2 separate regions of the Mus musculus genome follow, and region 1 is linked to region 2. Evidence: chromatin loops called from intact Hi-C (ENCODE). Cell type or tissue: left cerebral cortex. All regions are shown on one strand.

Evidence for each region. Hi-C counts contacts between places; a loop is a spot of excess contacts. Peaks named below come from ENCODE experiments on the same cell type or tissue, not always from the same donor. Only the 100,000 strongest peaks of a DNase experiment are listed, where the experiment ranks them.
Region 1: it touches region 2 in a loop (2.9-fold over the local background); 3 of 42 quality-filtered maps call a loop at or near these places.

The regions. Positions count from the first base shown.
Region 1 is chr9:7,602,094-7,604,593 of GRCm38, forward strand. Gm31751 (a long non-coding RNA gene) reads right to left here. Exons shown (of 4, transcript XR_379096.3): 2 at 1,901-2,090. Among named protein-coding and RNA genes, the nearest start is that of Gm31751, 16 kb to the right of the region's middle. In left cerebral cortex, a CTCF peak has its summit at 1,417 (motif pointing right); DNase peaks (open chromatin) are centred at 1,426 and 1,824.
Region 2 is chr9:7,835,569-7,838,068 of GRCm38, forward strand. It overlaps Birc2 (baculoviral IAP repeat-containing 2), which reads right to left and starts at 1,489. Exons shown (of 8, transcript NM_007465.3): 1 at 1,422-1,489. In left cerebral cortex, no CTCF peak of the experiment used is centred here; DNase peaks (open chromatin) are centred at 969 and 1,558; H3K4me3 peaks cover 2,198 bases; H3K27ac peaks cover 1,795 bases.

The DNA.
Region 1 (2,500 bases), 230 kb before region 2:
AGAGAGGAAACATCTTTTTGGGATTTTTAAAAATATTTTTATTAGGTATTTTCCTCATTTACATTTCCAATGCTATCCCAAAAGCCCCCCATACCCTCCCCCCCCAACCCCCTACCCGCCCACTCCCACTCTTTGGCCCTGGCGTTCTCCTGTACTGGGGCATATAAAGTTTGCAAGTCCAATAGGCCTCTCTTTCCAGTGATGGCCGACTAGGCCATCTTTTGATACATATGCAGCTAGAGTCTAATGTGGGATAATAGGATACCATTCCTTTTGAGTCTCTAAATGCTGTCTCTTCGTGAAGGAAACGGTGTATTATGCACAAGTATAAGGGGAAGAATGAAACTGCAGAGAATACAAACACCATGGAGGGGTGGTTTGCATGGCAGCATAAATACTAGAAGAAATGTATGAAGTTGAAGTTGTTAAAATAATGCAAAAGGAAGTACTAAGTAAAAAAATAAGTTCAAGTAAATTTAAAACTTCCTATTTCAACAGTGAGATAGGCTAAACAGAAAGAGTACTGATAAATCCAGAGGCGGGCATGATGGCACATGTCTACTTCCCAGACACTTGCAGGCATGGTGATGCAGGACTACACCCTCAGCACTTGCGAGGTGGAGGAAGAAGGATTTCAGCAACTTTGGTACAGTGTAAAAGGAGTAAAGATTCCGAGCCAGAGAGACTGTCCACCATCAAGAGCATGTGTTGGTCTGGCAGAGGATCTGAGTTCACTTCCTAGTGTCCACACGGGGCATCTTAAAGTGTCTGTCTACGGAAATAAGATGCCTTCTTCCAGCCTCCATGAGCACTAGCACTCATGTGCACATGGACACACATTTACACATGATTAAAATTAAAGTACAATTTTGAAAAGAGCAAATATTAAAATTAATAGGGTCCAAGTAGATGTGGAAGCCAAAAAGGTAGGAAGCTATTTCAAATAGCAGAAAACATCCTGAGCATAGGGAAAGATACAAATGTTTATTTTTCTAAAGATAGATTCATTCATTCATTCATTCATTCATTTATATGAGTACACTATAGCTGTCTTCAGACATACCAGAAAAGGGCATAGAACCTCAATACAGATGGTTGTGAGCCACTATGTGATTGCTGGGAATTGAACTCAGGACCTCTAGAAGCACTCAGCCTCTCTCCAGCCCCCTTCAAATTCATTTTAACCAAGTCCATCCAAAGAAATTTATAATAAAGCTCTCCATGGCTTTTTAAAAAGATTATCAAGCCATCAAAAACACAAACAATACACAGACGTGTCTCAATTTATCTTACTGTAGCCAAAACTTCACAGGTCAGAGAAAATGCTGGGAGATGCTGAACTGAGAAAGCTGAGAGGAGAGTCTGCCATCTGATTTCCCTTCCCATGTGTAGTCCCTCACCTCGCCACTAGATGACACTCACTCCCCAGGCATTTGAGCTAAAAGCAGGAACTTAAACTCTCCAAGCCAGAGCTTCCCCAAGCATTGAGGGGTCCTGCAAAGGTTGTTTACTTAGTAACTCAAAAATTCGGGAATCCCTTATGCCATTCAATGGTGTGGTGTAAGGGGTTGTTCAGAAGAGCAAAGGCTGTTCATATAACCAAGTTTGTACCTGCCATAAACCCTTTGTACCATTGTCCCATCTTCCAGGATCCATTTTCCTCCCAAGTGATTGCATAGCTAAGCCTTCTATGCCTTCAGCTACCAGCCTCAGAATATAAGCTCAGGAAATCTGGGGGTCCACATTCCTAACTCATCCAACACGCCTACCTTGGGAACTACTCACATCTGCTGCTTACCAAAAAAAGAAAGGTAAAGTTAGGGTGCTCTAAGGCTCTGGGGGTTCTGGATGCCAGAATCCAAGCTCCCTTAGACTGCTCACATGATGCTTACACGATTACCTTATTTTCTGTGTCTTCCTTTCCTCACTGGCAAATGGTGCTGGTGTTATCATTTTCCGAGTGTCCTACAGGATCCCACATTTAAAGCAGTACGGCAGCTCAAAGGCTGACAGACCGAGTGCTGGATACGGCATTCATGGGAGGAGGCAGGAAACAACGACCTTCTGTCAGAGCCAGACACAGTAAGGTCCTGGAAAAATAGACACTGTGTGTGATGACTATGCATTATCCCTGAGGTCAGCACTTAGCCAGCTTGGCAGCCACAGGATCCTATAAATGTGTGCCAGGCTCCTGCACGAGCATGTTTTCCTGTTCCAACATGTACTTAGAGCAGATAGAGGGTTGTGGTGAGAGATCTTTTAGGCATGCTTACTTGGGTCAAGTTGTGGTGCCTCTGTGGACAAGATTCTCATTTGGCTCATTTGAAGAATCACTTTTAATTTATTATAACCGCTGACTCTTCCTCTGTGGCTCTTCCTACTCTTCCCACGTTAAAAGGAAAGGGGTTTCTAGAACAATTGGGCTTTCTCCAAAAACAGTAAGAAGAGCACCATGGGCCCTTTCTCCATTAGCTAGATAGTAGATCACCCACTTTACAAC
Region 2 (2,500 bases):
TTATGCTTGTCTTTAAAATGCATAGCTCAGTATAGTTTAAAAATTAAAACTTTGAAAACAATGGACATTTCCATTTGTCAAAAACTGGCCCCCGATTTTCAAGTTTGTTCCTTTTATATATTATTTATTTACTATTAGAAAAAAATGTACTATACTTCATGAACTTTTTTTTTTTTTAAGGGACAGGGTCTTATTCTGTAGACTAGGCTGGCTAGAAAGTCAATATAACCCAAGCTGGTTTTAAAACTTTTTGGAATTCTCTTGCTTCAGCCTTCCAAGTGCTAGGACCACACTACCACCAGGCTCTTTTCGTTTTCTGATTTAAAGATATTTTGATATGCACTTCACTGGAGACAAAAGGCACCATAAATAGTGGAAAGGTAGTCTGTAAGGCTACTGATATAGCTCCATGTTAGAGCACTTGCCTTGCAGGTAAAGAACCCTAAGTTTAATCACAAGAAAAAAATTATATATACTTTTATATTCTATTAAAACATTTAATTGAAATATATAATACAGATATAAGTACATATAAAATATATTTATACACATAAACATATGTTAAGTTATAATACAATATAAAATAAATAATATATACGATATTTTCTATTATATTAAAATATAAATATTTCCTGAGGATTCCCGAGGTATACTTGCAATTTTAATCTCAACACTTGGAAGACAGATGCGGAATGAAACGCTCCTGCCGGACAGAACATTTGAACTAGCCAGGGCTAAATTAGCCAAGATAAAGGCACCGGGAAGAGCTCATAAACGGAATCCGTGAAGGACAACCATTCCCTAACCACCACAGGTAACATCTCAAAACCAAAAAAGTACAAGTGCCGGTAAAGCAGTGGCCTGAACAAAGCTACCACTACCCGTGTGGCCTAACTACACTAGCTGTTACAACGCCAGCAAGCACCCAACCGACACGGCTCTACGCCCACTGCAGGGGGGCGACACGTAGCTTGGAGAGACAAGAATGGAGAACACCTTTCCCAGTTAAACCAAACCTCTCACACGACTACTGGGGACAAGTAGTAACTGATGTGACAACCGTCATCCCCCTGCCGCACAACTTAGTTTAAAGGCATTAAATGCCGCGGGCTTAAAGCTTAAAAACCTGCAGAAAATCTGAAGAGACAGCCGAGGTGCTGCACACCAGTAATCCCAGCACCTAGAACGATTGGAGGCAGGAGGATTGCCGCAAATTCGAGACTAGCCTGGGTTGACTGAAAAAATAAACCGAAAGGAAAAGAAAGCAAAACTGTTATACAAGTCCAAGCCCAAGGACTTAGGCAGGGAGCGGGGGTCGGGCGGCCCTGAGAACTGCCTTCCGGGCCGAAGGAGGAGTCAGCTAGCCCGCCCAGCCGTCGAGAGCCACGCTCGCCCGTCCTGACGAAGGCAGCCGCACTCACCACCGAGTCAGGCCCCCGGCGCCCTGGAAGCAGAGGCGCCTGATTGTTGATCCGCAGCCTTCCCAAAAGCCCCTGCGGCCAGCGGGCCGTTGAGGTGACGTCAGCAGACGCGCACCGCAAGTTGGAACGCGTGGAGGACGGGGTGGGGCTGTGGGCCAGTCGCGCGCGCCTGCGCCTGCGCTCGCGCCTGCGTGCTCGGGCTTTGGAAGCTAAACGTTCGGGCCGCTGGGACTCGGACGAATAAGGCTAGGCTTTCCCGAGCGTCCGTCCTTGCCCCACTGCCTCCGCTGGGCGTTCCGGACTTTGATGCCATGTGTTTTAACCTGCAGTGCACCTTTAATGGCGGCAGCCCTGAGCCGCGCCTCCTAGCTCCCTGTATTTTCCGGCCTCACCCTGCAAGGGTCCTAGACAGGCACTAAGGCAAACGTGGCGTCATAGGTAAGGCGGCTCAGGCTCGTGAGCTGGCCTCGAAACGCCTGAGTAAAGCGGAATGCACGCGTGTGCGTGTACATTAAATATAATTTGGTTTTTTTGTAAGATGGGCTTTAACATTTTTGACAAGTGGGCTCCTCTGGCAGGCCGGCATGGTGGCGCTCACCTCGAATCCTAGAAATTCAAACCCAGTTGGGGCGAGGAGGTAGTTATGCATTTTTAAATTATTATTTTTTTTAAAAAGTGCTCTTGCAGGCGACCCAAATTAAGCGCATCAGGCCATAAATTTAAAAAGTAAGGAAAAGGCTGCGGACTAGTTTGGAGGAAGGCATTGAAGGGTTAACAGTATAATGGGAGAGAGTATGATTAAAGCGCACTATATATCTGTGATGAGATTGTAGAAGAATACGTTTAAAACTGGAAAAATAACCCTGACTTCATTGTTCACTAGCAGTCTGTCTCCCCACCCCCCACCCTCTGCTGCCTTTCCCGTACCGAAAGTGCTGCAAAATCATTAGCATTCAGGGTAGGACTTTCTGATGTCCCCACCCCCACCCCCGCGGCCCTGTTTGGCTTGGATGATTTGTTATGGTTAGTTTTGCAGTTTTTTTATTTGTTTGTTTAAGAAAGGATTTTATTGTAGGGCC